2 separate regions of the Homo sapiens genome follow, and region 2 is linked to region 1. The links are chromatin loops, found by intact Hi-C in ENCODE. Cell type or tissue: gastrocnemius medialis. All regions are shown on one strand. Each heading gives the region's core, and the rest is flanking DNA. Links, peaks and the distances in the headings are about the cores only.

Region 1 (8,342 bases), core at 77-8,076:
GAAGAACTGATGAAATCAGTTTGGTGTTATACCAAGGTTAATTTCTTAGCATTTCTTAGCATTCCTAGACACTCTAGAGTTATGAAAATTAACATTAGAGGAACCTGGGTGAAGAGTATACATGAATTTTGTGTGCTGTCTTTACAAGCATTCTGTAAATCTGAAATTACTTCAAAATAAAATTTAAAAAAATAAATATAAGGATGCAGCACAAATATAGTACAACAGAATCGTGGAATTCCAGCACTGGAGGGGGTCTTGGGCACAATCTAGAGCAACCTCCTTACCTCACAGAATAGGAATAAAGGCCATGAGACTGAAGCAATTAAAAACTGAATAAAAACATTGCTGTCAGGTTAGGAACTGTCATCCTCTTTTTACAAAAGTAGATATAAATATCAGTAGAAGGGGAGAGATGGGTCATGGAGCAATTCTGTTTGGAATTAGGAGAGAAATCCATAACTTTACATAAGTATAGGTTCTATGGCCCTAACCCTGATCTACGTGGTGATTTATGATTTATAGAGTATTCCTCATTTATATGTTCATTTGTTTATTCATTCACTACCAAATGCTTATTAGCACAAACTTTCCCAGGCCCCAGGAAGATGGAGATGAATAACATACAGTCTATGCCCATGAGTTATTCAAAAGCTAATATTGTTTGATCTTCACAACAGTATTGGAATCCAGGTGTTTCACACATGAGGAGGTTGCCCTTGCATGGCTAGCAGATGGCAGACGGAGGACCTGAGCCAGCCAGCCTGATTCCACAGTGCTGTGGGTGATATGAAATGCTGATGTTATTTTTGTTCCTGGATAAAGCCATAGTGAGTGCTGACCTAAAAAAGATATCAAATCCACCTAAGGATGACTTCTGAGGGCAAGAAGGCTGAGTGTGGGAGAATAGGGTTATGACAGATCTAGGATTCTTGCCAACTTTCCATCTAGGTCACTCTCCTAAGTGCTAGGAATCAATTGTCTGGGGGAACTTGAGCTCTGCAAAAATGGTTGTTGGCTGCTCTTGTAAGGATGGCAAAAGCTCCCTCCTCCCAGGAGGGGATTTGCTTCTGTCTGGGAACCTGCAGGACACAATCTTCTCAATCAATAAGAGATTTCTGCAGAGTTAAGATATCGTGTGTGTGTGTGTGTGTGTGTGTGTGTGTGTGTTTCTTTGAGGGATCTTGAAGTATTGAAAAGTTAATGAAGTTTAGAGTCAGAACAATTCTCAAAATGCAGCCCCACTGACCCCACTACTACCTTTACTCAAGTCGTCTCAACTCCGAAATACTCAGCTTTCACAACTAAAACACACCTCCCTAGAACTGTTGTTGTGAGAATTAAATAAGATAATATATGTACATTAACTTGTGTCCTTAGGGGAATTACTTACCTTCTCTAAACCTAAGTTTCCTTATACGTAAAATGGTGATCGTGGTGAGAAGCTCATTATTTGAACCCATTTTATAGGATTGTTTTGATAATTAAAATAATTAATGCACGCATAGTGCTAAGCACAATGCCTGCACATTGCAAGTCCTTGATAAAGGTTATTTATTATTACTTTATCATGACTACTCTGTGTAAACTGAGACTCATGGAGACAAGTATCACACAGTTGGTAAATTACAAAGCTGGAGTTGAAAACCAAATTGCTAGATTACAGAGCCTCTGAAATATATCATTTTGCTTTTGGAACATATAATTTAATCACAGTCTATAAATATTATGTGTACATTATAAGTGTCTTGAATATTTATTACATTTTAATAGACACGGAGATAGCATTAGATCTCTTGTTTAAAAATATTATAATTGATATTCATAAACTCACGTCAAATTTACTGTGATGCTAATGTAGCTCATGCAATTCCTGTGTGACCTGGAATTGCTCTCAGGACATAAATGCATCTCACAAGATAATCTAGATCTTCTCAGAGGCCTTAGGGGAAGCCTCTCCTGCCTGTATTTTTCCAAAAAAACCTGAGGAATTTGTATTTTTGGAGGCATTCTCGCTCTGTCCTGTGCTAGGTCTTTCTATCCAGAGATGCTGTTCTGCAGGTCATTTCTGCTTCACTGTTAAAACCTTGTAGACAGACTAGCAGACTTAAAACCTGGACATGGAGAAGACAGCAGAATTCTTACCCAGATGCAGGCAGGAAGAGAGCAGAATGTGTGCAACTTAACACTATTTAAAGAGACTGTTCATATCCCCACCATGGTGGCAGGAGGATGAGCAGTAAACGGTGCAGTGTTCAAAAACTTTGCATTGTAGCCCCATGAGGCTACTCAGTGACAGTATGTGTTAGGTGAAATGTGTAATGGTGATATCAACATGTCACAAGGAAGGAAAGTTAGTATGATTTGGAATTGTCAAGAAAGGAAGGATCTTTGAAGGAGGAGAGGCTTGGTATTGCCTTTTGTGCTCTGATATGTGCTTTCTGAGGCTCCTCTCAGTGTCTAATTGGAGAAGTTCAATCCTGACAATTTCTAATGTAGGCTCCAATATTTACTGAAAGTGATGTTTCGTGACTAGGATGTAGCCTGTCTTTCTATCAGATTACAGGTACTTTTATCATCATGGTAGTAATAACTATGACTTCCCCTGCCTTTCAATTATATACGTTGTGCCAGGTTCTATGCTACACTTGATATATAGCATCTCTTTAGTTTTTGTGTAATACTGTCAGGTTAAGAACTGTCATCCTAGTTTTACAGAAGTAGGTATAAATATCAGCAGAAGGGGAGAGATGGGTCATGGAACAATTCTGTTTGGAATTAGCAGAGAAATCCAGAACTTTGAAGGCTTCTTTTACTGGGCAAACTTGCCCCCAACTGTGTTTGTCTCTGTCCCTTGCCACTTCACTGCTCCACTGTCCCCAACCACTCTCCTATTTCTCTGCTCCTCTGTCTTTGGTACCAGTCTACTTATTTCCAGTATCTGTATTATCATAGTGTCTGCTTATCAGTTACAGTGTCTGGTAATTCTGCCTGTCCAATGTCATAGTGTTTACTTATCAGTACCAGTCTTCTGAAGAGATTCCAGACCAAGTGCAGCATCAGGTATAGAGTAAGTTCTAGTGAATATTTGTCAAAAGACTTAATGAACATTCTAAAATTCTGTGGGCCTTTTTATAAATGCCTGATAGCAACTCAAAGAATTATTCTGGGGAAAATAGAATTAACAAAAATCAAAGCTTTACTCTAAAAGAAAGAAACTCTTTTGGTACTATTTAAGACCTCATCCACCTTTGGGGCGGGAAAGAAATTTGGGAGTGTTAAGGATGCTGTGCCACATGGAGTGAGCCACTTGTCTAGATCATGGGCAAAACTTCTCATAGTCCATCTCTGCAGTGGGGTTGGAAACTGGCTAACAGCCCTTGAAACACCTGTGTGTCTGTGAAGCTGGGAAAAAAAAGACCAGCACAACCAGCCCATCTATTATCTATTTAATGAAATTTTGAGAGTTCTTGACCAAGATGGTGCTGCTTCCTTTTACCTTGTTCATCACTTGACTCAACCCCACACCACACCACCTAAAGTCCAAACTTCTTAGCAAGTCCAACTTCTAAAATTGTATAGAGGGGTTCACCAACAAAACCAGACACTCACACACCTTGCAAATGCTCTGTAATTCTGCCTGTCCAATAGCTTTGGACTTGGTAAAGAATGCAGACAACAAGAAGAAGTCCTGTCCAGCATACCAATCAGAGCTGTGGGACCATCTCGAAGAGATTTATTATATTTCTTGAGAGCTCATGAACATGAGCTTTGACCTCAGATGAATCTGAGTTGGGTCCTGGCTCTTCCAGTTACTCTCTTGGCCGAGAGTTTTGTAGGCATTATCACTGACTCCACACAGTGCCTTAGGTGAGGCTCCACAAAGCATGTAAAGGTCAGGGCTAGGACTAGAACTCATGTCTGCTGATTCCTCAACAAGGGCTCTTTCCCCTGCACCCCACTGCTGTTATGTTTTACTATTGCAGATACAGGAGAAAGTCTTCCGTTTTAGCTTTCAGGGTGATGACCCTGAGATAAATCATTTTCAGAAAGTCCACTTTCTCAGAATAGGTTCACAAATGTGTTTTCAGAGGAGGAGTAATTACCTTGTGACTTTCCTTCTAGAAAGCTTCCAGTTTCAGATGGAGCAGGGCTAACAATACTCCAGTTTCTGAAACTGAAATTGAACCTCAGCCTTCAAAGAGGTGGTAAGAAAAAAAAAAAGTATGTCTTCTCAGATGGGAAGGAGAGTCTTGTAAGTAAGGTACCAGTGCCCTCCTGCTCTAAGGAAATAGTCTTATTTCCTTAGAGCTGCGGTCATGTTATACAATTCACCAGGATATTAGCCATCGTATTGGTGACTGTTAGGAACTCCTCACTCACATCCATGAAGGGGCCTGAAACTCCCTCCAAGTAGTTTCCCTCCAAGCGGAATAGAGCATTGAGCCACTGCCCTGTTCTCCAGGCCATTCAGGAGCAACAACCAGGTGCTGTGAAGTGAGTCAGAGCATTAGTCATTTGACCGCTACCCATCTCTTTTGAAATTGAGTTTGAGTAACTTTAGCAATGCAATCCCTGACAGTTCCCCCAGTCCTGTTCCATTTAGAAGTTGCCTCTCTTCTCACCTAGCTCTGTGTTTGTAATCCTGCAGCTATGGCCAGTGTTTAGGTGAGTCTTGTTAAATAAGGAGCTTTGTTAAAAGTGAAAATGAGAGGAATGGAGGAGAGGAATGCCCAAAGCTATATTTATTTTGCCCCCTCATCATGGAGCTGCAGGGAGAGAACGGAAGCAAGAAAAGGGATTGCTCACCCAAGATCCATGTAAACTACTTGGAGGGAGTTTCAGGGCCCTTAATGGAATTGAGTGATGAGCTCTTAAAAGTCAATTCTGCCTCCAATAATGGGACATAGTCGGGTCACTCATTCGGTCCCTCATTCTTCTATTAAACATTTGCTGGACAACAATGTCAGACACTGCATGGAATACTACTTCCTGAGAGTGGTAAGGCATACTAAAGTACCTGTGCTCCAAAGTGGGTGGCTAAGACATCCAACCTCATTGAGCTTTGTTTTAGGGAAACAGCAGCTCAGGGAGGGCCTATGAATCCACCAGTGTTTTACTGATTAGAGACAGGGGAGCCAAGGGACAGCTTTTACAAAGTAGACTCATAATTACTGTGTAGACTAAACATAAGTATAATGACACTAATAAGCAATTTATTAATCCCAGGAATTTTACATGCGTTGTCTTATTTGGTCTTCACGATAACTTTAATACATATGTGCTATTATTATGCCCATTTTACAGATGAGGAAACTGAGGCTATTAGAGGGCACGAAACCCGCCCAGATGATACAGCTAAGAACAGTGGAGCCATCCAGCAGCATAGCCAATGCTCTTGGCCACTCTACTATCTGCTCCCCACAGTGTGAAAAGGTACCCCCACAAAGATCCGGCTCTGGAAGGAATGCTTTCACATACCAAACTCCTGAACAGGCTGACTCTACCAAAATGTGAAGGCAATCAAACCAAAGCCGGAGGAGGAGGGTTATGTTTGGTTATCTAACTTTCACTATATGTTCTTAGGCTCTGAGTCTGTAGGGTCCAAATAATCTTCACAGGGCAGAGTTATCTGAGGTGGTGTGTGAGAAAGTGACACACACTTCCCGTACAGGCACTGGGGCCAGCAGCCTGGCCAACAGCTGGCGGGGAATTTGTGGAACTTGGATTGCCTTCAGAACTGGTACTCCATGAAACAGTTCGGCTTATCTTCCTACATTTATTTTTACTTAGGGGAACTTACCCCCATGGGAGCTCTGTCCCCTATAGGGGTCTGAGTACAGAAGACAAGCCAAAACAATGGAACAACAACTCCGTGGAAACCACAGCCCAGCTCAGTTCTGAAAGGGCTTTGTTTTAGAGGAAGGCAGCATTTTAGTGATGGTAGGAGAACAGGTCACAGAGAGCACTAGCTTATGGCAACCTTCTCTTTTTGGACACATATGAGTTTTGCTTATGATTCTTAGAGCTTCATATTGAAATTACCTCTCACCTACTTTACTAAGAATTAGGATAGAATAGAACACCCTGGTAGATCAGCCCCTAAAGCTACCTTTCCACCATATCATGAGCCTAGTCCATTCCACTCATATAGCTTGCTGAAGTATGCCAGGCATTTACAAAGTGATTAGTATACTCCTGATGAGATGCGAGCAATGGTAGAATGAAGAAGGCTACATCAGTCATATGCAGAAAACTGAAACTGGACCCCTTCCTTACACCTTATACAAAAATTAACTCAAGATTAATTAAAGACTTAAAGGTAAAAACCCAAAACCATAAAAACCCCAGAAGAAAACCTAGACAACACCATTCAGGACACAGGCATGGACAAAGACTTCATAATAAAAAACACCAAAAGCAATTGCAACAAAAGCTAAAATTGACAAATGGGATCTAATTGAACTAAAGAGCATGTGCATACCAAAAGGAACTATCATCAGAGTGAACAGGCAACCTACTGAATGGGAGAATATTTTTGCAAACTACCCATCTGACAAAGGTCTAACATCCAGAATCTACAAGGAAATTAAACAAATTTACAAGAAAAGAAGAAACAATCCCATCAAAAAGTGGACAAAGTATATGACCAGACACTTCTCAAAAGAAGACATTTATGTGGCCAACAAACATATGAAAAAAAGCTCAACCTCACTGATCATTAGAGAAATGCAAATCAAAACCACAATAAGATACCATCTCATGCCAGTCAAAATGGTGTTTATTAAAAAGCCAAGAACCAACAGATGCTGGCGAGGCTGTGAAGAAATAGGAATTCTTTTACACTGTTGGTCGGAATGTAAATTAGTTCAACCATTGTAGAAGGCAATGTGGTGATTCCTCAAGGATCTAGAACAAGAAATACCATTTGACCCAACAATCCCATTAATGGGTATATACCCAAAGGACTATAAATTATTCTACTGTAAAGACACATGCACAGGTATGTTTACTGCAGCACTATTTGCAATAACAAAGACATGGAACCAACCCAAATGCCCATCCGTGATAGACTGGATAAAGCAAATGTGGTACATATACACCATGGAATACTATGTAGCCATAAAAATGAATGAGATCATGTCCTTTGCAGGGACATGGATGAAGCTAGAAGCCATCATCCTCAGCAAACTAACACAGGAACAGAAAACCAAACAGTGAATGCTCTCACTCATAAGTGGAAGTTGAACAATGAGAACACATTGACACAGGGAGGGGAACAACACACACTGGGACCAGTCGGGGGTAGAGTGTGAGGAGAGGGAGAGCATTAGGACAAATAGCTAATGCATGCGGGCCTTAAAACCTAGATGACAGGTTGATAGGTGCAGCAAACCACAATGGCACACATATACCTATGTAATAAACCTGTACATTCTGTACTTGTATCCCGGAACTTAAAGTAAAATAAAAGAAAATTGTAAAACCTAGATACATGTATAATAAACTACACAGTTGCACATACCAAAAAAAAAAAGCTAGATCATCAAAGAGCCATAGGTCTCAATTTACACCTTAACCTGCATTACTGAGCCCCTATAGCTGAGTTTTCTAGTCTGCCAGAACTTCTTACAAGTCCTGGGAACAGGGAATTCAAGCTAATTTACATGGTTGACCGAATACCGAGCCCATCTCTCAATTCTTCTCACAACATAATAGCAAAGTGATTGATACAGAACAGTAGTAGAGTATGAGATGTTTAATAAATGAATGAATAAATAAATAAATAAATAAATGCATATTTGAATTATATACATTAGGTGAATAAATGAATAACAAGTAATAAATAATAAATTTAAAAGGACGGATGATTTCTGATGACAGACAAGTAATATATTTAATATCTAATTTTGTTAGATCTGCAAGTTCATTTTCAGCAATGGAAAAGAATAAATGAAATCCACTTGTTGATAATGTTACAATTTGTGTGTCAACAAGGCCTCTCTCACCAGTCAGCACACGGTACTTACTTTATGCATTATATTTTCTGAAAACTTATCTTCCCATGAAATACAAGGTTGCATTCCAGCAGCTGTCTGGCCATGCACATAGACAACTGCCTGCTCTGGCTCTGCCCACTCATAAGAGGGGATAGACCAATGGCTGGGATGGTGGGAAATGCAAAGAAGGAGAGGTAACTGAAGAACTATTTTGGAAGGGTTTGTGAAAGAGCTCATGCTATAAGGTGGAAATCCACTGGATTTCATCAAAGGGCCATGGCTCACCATACCCATCTGGGCTTTGCATGCTGTGTGGGGGCAGAACAAATGATCATCCTTGTG
Region 2 (8,342 bases), core at 235-8,234, 65 kb before region 1:
AGTTGGATTAGTTACAAAGCTTCCCAAACTATATTGTTGTGTACATACCACTTACACATGTACATACATACATATACACACAAAGAGATGTATACAAGTAAGGCAAACATGCAATTGGTGGGGAAGAATCAGATTTGGAGCTCTATACCTGCTTTTGAACCCCATGTTTCAGCAAAGTATTCTTCATGCCAGTTGGTTGCTGCGGAAATACTCTGAGAAATTCTCCACATGCCTGTGTTACTCCTGCAAGAGAGATTCTGTAGTGCAAATACATATAGTCTTAAGGAGATGTTAGAAAAGCAGAATGGCCCACTATGATTTCATTTCATATACCCCCAAATTACTTAATGCAACGCATCCAAGAAATCCCAGTAGCCACGTAAATACTTTTTTTTAAAACTAGTTTGTAGGTAAAAGGTTGCCTGGCATTCCGCTAATTTCTGCCTGGCTAGAAAATATCACCACTCTCTATACACATGTGAGAGGAAAAGTTTATGAGAAAAGAACAGACTGGAGTCAGGAAACTTTTCTTCCTGTAGCAGATCTTTAACTATGTACTGTTTGACCTTGGGCAAGTAAGTTCCCTCTAGGGCCTCATTTTCTTATTTGTAAAATGAGAGGAAAGCACTAGATGATTCCAACAGATTGCATCACAGAGGAGGCTTTGGGTTGTAAATGACCAAAATAAAAAATTCAAAATTTCAAATTAGCTTAAAAATACATGATATGTATTGGGTCATGAAATTAAAAATTCCAGAAGTGGGACTAGCTTCAGGTAAAGTTTCCGTTAGTACTTCAACAATGTCACCCAAGGACCCAATTTTGATATCCATTTCATCTTGAGGCTGGTCCTAAGATGGCTGCCAGAATCTCAGGGCTACATGGCATCTCATGTAGCAAGAGTGTTTGCACTGGATTCCCAACAATCATTCTGAAAGTTAGTCCGATTGGACCAGCTTTGGCAACAAACGCACCCCTTAACAATCATCATAGCTGGAGGATAAAATGTGGTTATCAGCTTAACCTTGGCAATATGTGCTCTAAATAGGAAGCAGAGAGAAAATTCAGTTTTCCTGGAAATACAGGAATCTTTAAGAACAAATCAAAGACAGCTGGAAAGAGGGTAAGGGGACTACTCGACAGATAACCAACAAATGTCTTCTCTGGGGTTTCCTCAATTCTGGCATCTTCTACTTGCTTTTTCTGCTCCGAGGGAGAAGTAAGTTGGCTTTAAGCATGAAAGAGGACACCGTTTGAAGCTCTTTGTGCTTGAAAGTTCCTATTGCCTTTGAATTTTGCCCTAACCATGAACCTCACAGAAAACTACACAATAACTTCAGTGTAAGCCTTTTTAGTCTTTTGAACAGTTAATGAAAATAAAACATATGGAGAAATAGGGAACACACATATGCACACTCACACATGCACACACAGACACACACAGACACAGACACACACACACACACACACACACCCTTCCTGAGCATATGCCCATTCAACTGCATAACACTTGTCCTTTCCCTGTTCTTAATTTCTTATTTTCAAAATTAATCTGCCGTTTTCCTTTATACTTTAAAAATTTGCACTAAACTTCTAACTTTCTAAGGATGAATAGAGACACCTTTCTCTTTCCTTTATCCCTTAAGCACATACATGCACAGACACGTATACACATATCATATATTATACCAGGAAAAAGAAACCCCTATCAACAAACCTGAAATTGAAAAGCCTTATCAGTTACCACATTTCAGGCAGGGTAACCAAAAATCAAATTTCAAATGATCTAAATATAAGGAAATATATTACCTTATAAAGAGAAATCTTGAGTTAGGATAGTTCTAGGTTAACTCAGCAGCTCAGCAATGTCATCCAGGCCCTGGATTTTTTCTCCATCCCCGCCCTGCTTTTCCTAGAATGCTGGCATCTTCTCTTAGGGTGACTCTTCTCAGGGTACCAAGATGGCTGCCGTAGCCTAAGCATCACATGCTCATGGTAAATCTAAAGACAAAAAATAATACTTTCTCCTCCTGCTTCCTTTTCATAAAGCAAAACAAAATCTTTTTCTGGACTACTACCTCCTTTCAAGCAGACTTCCCCTCATGTCTCTTTGGTTAAAGCAGTCTTACATGCCCTTTCTTAAATTAATCCCTGGAAAGATGAATTACCCCAGTTGGTGTGCCAATCACGTTCACTTCCTGGGAGAGGGGTTCTCTCTTAAAGCACATAATTGCCTGTTACCTGAAGCTAATAGAATCTGCTACAAAGGATTTTCAGAAGAAAATGCTCTGGTGAAGGATGTGTAACATGAAGCCGTTCTCTAAAGCCCCACCCCTACCCAGCAGTAGACTTTCCCTCCAGTGTCATTGGGCAGAAGGGGTTACATGCCTGTTCTGAAATACCAACTTACCACAATTCCCACAAAGAAATACAGTAATCATTCCTGTATTAAAATTTCTGTTTCTCTTTTTATTACTGGCCATGGAAATGAGGGTGATTTTTTTATTTTTTTATTATTATTTTTTTATTTTGAGACAGGTTCTTCCTCTGTCACCCAGGCTGGAATGCAGTGGTGCGATCTTGGCTCACTGCAGTCTCTAATTCTCAGGCTCAAGTGATCCTCCCGCCTCAGCCTCCCGAGTAGCTGGGACCACAGGTGTGAGCCACCACAACTGGATAATTTTTTGCATTTTTTTAAGAGATGGGGGCCGGGCGCGGTGGCTCACGCCTGTAATCCCAGCACTTTGGGAGGCCGAGGCGGGCGGATCACGAGGTCAGGAGATCGAGACCATCCCGGCTAAAACGGTGAAACCCTGTCTCTACTAAAAATACAAAAAATCAGCCGGGCGTAGTGGCGGGCGCCTGTAGTCCCAGCTACTTGGGAGGCTGAGGCAGGAGAATGGCGTGAACCCGGGAGGTGGAGCTTGCAGTGAGCCGAGATCCCGCCACTGCACTCCAGCCTGGGCGACAGAGCGAGACTCCGTCTCAAAAAAAAAAAAAAAAAAAAAAGAGATGGGGTTTCTCCTTTTTGCCCAGGCTGCTCTTGAACTCCTGGGCCAAGCAATCCACCTGCCTTGGCCTTCCAAAGTGTGAGGATTACAAACGTGAGCCACCATGCCCAGCCGAGGCTAAATATCTTATCATTATTGTGCCTCAATTTACTCCTCTGTAAAATTGAAATAACATTACAGCATCTACATAATCATATGCTTTTGAAGGTTAAATGAAATGAGGTAGATATAAATGGCACAGAGAGATACTAGTATTCTTTAAATATTAGTTCCTTTCCTGTATTGCCATCTTTCTTACTTTCCTTCACCTAAGGACCTAGAAAGAAGAGAGTCACACAGCATAAAATACATTAAAATTTTCATGTAGCTGATTTTTTTTCCCAAGATGGAGTCTTGCTCTGTTGCCCAGGCTGGAGTGCAGCAGTGGCGTGATCTCAGCTTACTGCAACCTCTGCCTCATGGGCTCAAGCAATTCTCCTGCCTCAGCATCCCAAGTAGCTGGGATTACAGACATGTGCCACTATGTCCAGTTAAGTTTTGTATTTTTAGTAGAGACGGGGTTTCACCATGTTGGCCAGGCTGGTCTTGAACTCCTGACCTGGTGATCCGCCTGCCTCGGCCTCCCAAAGTGCTGGGATTACAGGCATGAGCCACTGCACCCAGCCTAATTTTTTATTTATCTTAAATTTTGGGATACATTTATTATATGAAATAAATACATGTTAGCATATTCATTTTGCTCTGTATTTAAGTCTTTATAATCCCAGTCGGCCTGGATCTAGAGCTCATAACTTTGGTGCCCTACCTTTGCCTCCTGAGTCATCTCTTTTTGGGGTTGTAGCAAAGCTGCCCGTCTGTACGTGAGTATATTAGAATGAAGTTGATTGGATAATGTGACCTATTCAAAGGTCATGAGGCCCCCTCAATTCTGTCACTTTTAAGTCTCCCATTAGCATTTTAATTTTAGACCAATATTTGAGTTATAGTTCTATGTATTTAGCTAGAGAAGAAAGGTTTTGCTTAAGGATCATTGAAGTTAATATTGTGGCAGAGAAGGCTTAATGGAAGAGTTAATATCTTAACTGGATTTTGAAAGATGATGAGAATTTGTTAGTAGGAGAAAGGGATAAAGGTCACGCTGGGCAGAGGAAGCCACATGTATAAAATTTTGGAAGGAAAAAAGAACATACCAAGTTTATTTTAAAAACAACATTTTAACACTGGAGAAGCCTGGCAGCAGATGTGGCTGGAAAGAGGGAGCTCAAATGTTGAAGACCCTTTTATGCCACACTAAAGAATTTGGACTTTATTCTATCAACAATGAACAACTACTAAAAAGTTTAATTAGGGAAGAGATATGATTAGACTTATGGTTTAGCAAGATATTTCTCTCCAAAATAAAGATTTTGGGTGATTTTTTTTTATGTTGGTGGATAAAATAGAGGCACTACTAACCAACATTTTATAGCAAGAAGGAAGAACAGGTTTGGAGAGGAAGATAATGAGCTACCTGAGGACATGTGGAGTTAAGATGTTTTTGGAACATCCAGGTGGAGATCTTTGCTTACCATTGGACCAAAGAAGAGGAGTGCAACCTTTAAACATTGTGTAATTGTCCACTTTCCCTAAGCTCCTCCAACAATACCAATTGTTTTAATTTAGGATTAAATTTAATTTAGGATTAAATAATAATTTAATAAATTATTGGATTAAATTAAATAGCTTACAACTAATTTAATATGATAAATCAATGATTTAGAATTTAAAATTTAAAACTGTAAAAGTGCTTTGTTTATAAAGTTTGATAATAATAGCCCTTTTGGTTATTCTGTTTCTGTTTTTGAATTTATCATCCAAAAAAAGTTCAAGTAAATTAGCTATCCAAGATTTTCCTGGACAGAAAACAGACTTACTCTCTCAGGAGGTTATGCTTGCTTAAGTGTTCCAAGTCTTCCTCGTTTGTCAGAGATTCCATGTCCTTGCTCAATATGAAAGTGAGACAACTATTCAGGCTCTTGCTGGAAGATAGCCCAAAGATGGGAGCTATGTTGACGATCTTCTGCTGTAGTAGCCACTGGTAATGAATATTGGAGAATAGCCATAGTTTTGCAGTGTCACCTTTGAATTCCTTCAAAATTGTTGAGTGAATTCCATTCAGAGTGAGTTATTTTATTTACATTAGTTTGACAATTTGATTTAGAAAATTCTGTTTATTTCCAATTCCTTTCTAACTAAAAACCAAGTGTTACATAGACTATCTTTCTTTTTCACTTGGAATAAACATCATTTTGTGGATGGACTGTAACAGCTGACATCCCATTAAGCTGTGCTCCATAGAACATGGAAACATGAATACAGTATTTGAACTCTGACTCTATCGCAGTAAATCCCTGGATTAACTGCTGGCTGATACACTGCCTGGAAATGAAGAGAATCATCAAATAAACCATCAGATAAGGTGACCAAGACAGTCAGACTGGAAAACCGCTAGCTCATCTTTTTTAGTAGCTCATCTAAATGACTAAACTGAATCTAATACTACACAGTCACTTCTCAGTTAAAAGCTTAAAGGATGCCTGAAACCTGCTTATTTAAAAGTCTTTATTTATTGTACTTGATGTAGAAATAATTTAGTGTTACGTTTCAGATTATGCTTATAAAGAGACATGTGAGGTCTTATATGCATGCAAACTCTATTCATTCTTTCATTCCTTCATTTTATTTATTTGTCATAAATTTTATGCTATGTTGTGTCATGTCCCATGTCCATGTTAGGCATGGAGATAGTAAAGACAAACATGATCCTGTTTCTCAAGAAACTTAAAATAAGTTGAAGGTTGTGATACATAACATTAAGTGTCATGTTAAAATTGCTACAGATATGAATATTAAGAAAGTATATTGCTAAGGAACAACAGAGAAACATCAAAATCATACTGAGGTATTAGGAAATGTTTCCTAGAGAATGTAATCACTACACCGATTTTTATCGAATGAGTAGGAGATAGCTTCATTAACAAGGTAAGAGAGGAAATTCCAGCACAGGGAGCATTATAAACAAGGCTGATGACGTGAACATGCAGAAGTCTCTATACAACTTGCCTGGAGGGTATGTGGATGTCATAGGTGAGATGAGGTGAATTTTTGGAAGATAAACCTATAAAGGGAGATTGGGATCAGAATATGAAGAAGCATTTAAATTTTATCCCCAAGCCATTTCTTTTGGAATTCCTCTCTTGCCCCTGTGATTGTGTCAAACCTTCTTGTAAGTGCTTATTGCACAATGGACCTTTTTTGGTGGAACTTATCACAGATGTTATTGGCATTTACCTAAATAATTGATTACTTGATTCATGTCTTTTTTCTTCACCAGATTGTTAGTCTTCTGTGCTCCTGCTTCTTTACCTTACACATCTTGGTTGATAACATCCCCTTTGCTATAAGCTCCATGAGGACAGAGATTCTGTTTCATTAACTTTGTATCCCCAGAACTTATTACAGTGCCTGGAACATTGTGAATATTCAGTAAGTGTTGACTGACTGGATGTGTAAATGAATGACAGACATCAAAGCCACTGAAAGTCCTTATGAAGTGAATAATTTGCTAGATTGCATCTATATTCTGGAAAAATCCTGCTGGGAGTAGCCTTGAGTGATAAATTGGGAAAGAGACAGATCAGAGGCAAGGAGAACAGGTGGAAATAGTGCCATTGAGAATTAATGAGAGTCTAAATCTAGTAGTGTCAGAGAGAGTAACAGAAGAAAACAAATTTATTAAGGAAAAAATAGATTTATAGATACTATAAGGCTTGATATCTATAGCTTGGTATTTAACTGGATGAGGGGAACATAGGACATTGAGATATTTAGGATGACTATTGCAGACTGGGTTCCCCAGGAAACAGACTCTGAGGCATAGATTAGTATGCAGGAGGTTTATGAGGGAGTGCTCCTGGAATTAACACCTGTGGATTGGAAGGGAAGCTAAGAAAAGAGAAGGAAAAGGAAGGAAGAGAAAGAAAGAGAGGGGAGGGGAAAAGAAGGGGACTCATTAATGTGGAAATAATAGTTGAAGTGAAAGGAGATAGGCAGAGAAAATTGGATTTGAGAGAAAGGAAGGAAAAACACAATGAAATGTTGTTCTCAGAAGTCAAAGAAAGATAGAACTTCAGGCAGGAGGAAGCAAGTGACTATGCCTAAATGAAATAAGATAAGAACCCAAAATCATATGCTGAATTTAGCAAAACTTGCTGACTTCTGCCAAAATGCATCATGGAATGAAAGGAGGAGGGGTAGGACTTGACTGTAGTGTGTTAAAGCTTGTATGTAGTGAGAGGCATTGCTGTGTGAAAGTAGGGTAGATTACTCTTGGGACACTTGTCTGTGAAGTGATGTGGAGTCATAGGATGGTAGCTATAGAAGGACATGGTGGTCAAAGAAAGTTTTCTTTGTTTTTATTCATTTTTTAAGATTGGAAAGATATGAAATGTTTTTATGCCAAAAGAAAAACACCCATTGAAAAGTTTGAGGACATAGAAGAAGGAAATGGGAAAGCATGGGACATAGGAAAGCATGGGACCCAAACCACAGGGAATTGGTCTGGCATGCTAGGCATGAAACCCCTTCCATAGGATGGGAAGGAATAAAGAAAGTAATGGGTACATATATGGGATTATGAATTTATTGCCTCAGTTTTCTCACTAAAGGGTGTAGGCAGAAATGTCAAATAGATCTCGAACCCCAGCAGCTAGTACTGTGCCTGACACTTAAAAACACCAAATAAAGATCTATCGAGTGAATATGAGAAAGAAGGAATTGCTCTCAGCGACTCTGAAAAACTTCAACCTTTTCTGGATATCCACACCCCACTACCTCCTTAACATTTCTGCCTGCACCACAGGCCAGTTTCATGGGTATAAAATGTGCATTCACACAGGAACCTCTGCTTGAAACAGGTGGAATATGATTGGTTTAATGCTGCTTTCACTTTCTTGAAACTCTTAATCATTTTAGAGCATATGGCCCCCCATTTTTACCTCCTACTGGGTCCTGCAAATTATGTAGCTGGTCCTTCTGCCACCACAGAAGCTGTATCTGGTAGGTAAGACAGATATTAAAAAATAAAAAAGTGAAAGAAAACCATGATGTTCAATGGATTTTAAAAGAAAAATGAATAAACAAGCAAAAACAATAAAATGAGTGTTACAAGTGAAGAGGTACAGAGATCTGTGAGACACACAGCAGGAAACCGTAACCTAGTACAAGAATGAGAAGGTCAATGCCAGGTGGAGGTGTGAAGAGTTAGTAGGGGTTAATAACAAGAGGATTCAG

Evidence for each region. A loop is a pair of places that touch in the nucleus more often than their neighbours do. Peaks named below come from ENCODE experiments on the same cell type or tissue, not always from the same donor. Only the 100,000 strongest peaks of a DNase experiment are listed, where the experiment ranks them.
Region 2: a loop joins it to region 1, with 2.5 times the contacts of the local background. A loop is called at or near these places in 7 of 110 quality-filtered maps.

The regions. Positions count from the first base shown.
Region 1 is chr1:168,715,678-168,724,019 of GRCh38, reverse strand. The region is part of intron 1 of DPT (dermatopontin); the gene reads left to right. Among named protein-coding and RNA genes, the nearest start is that of DPT, 9.4 kb to the left of the region's middle. In gastrocnemius medialis, for the core only: no CTCF peak of the experiment used is centred there; a DNase peak (open chromatin) is centred at 4,479; H3K4me3 peaks cover 573 bases; H3K27ac peaks cover 867 bases.
Region 2 is chr1:168,780,696-168,789,037 of GRCh38, reverse strand. LINC00626 (long intergenic non-protein coding RNA 626) reads right to left here and starts at 2,097. Exons shown (of 3, transcript NR_024160.1): 1 at 1,810-2,097; 2 at 149-257. In gastrocnemius medialis, for the core only: no CTCF peak of the experiment used is centred there; a DNase peak (open chromatin) is centred at 5,028; H3K27ac peaks cover 460 bases.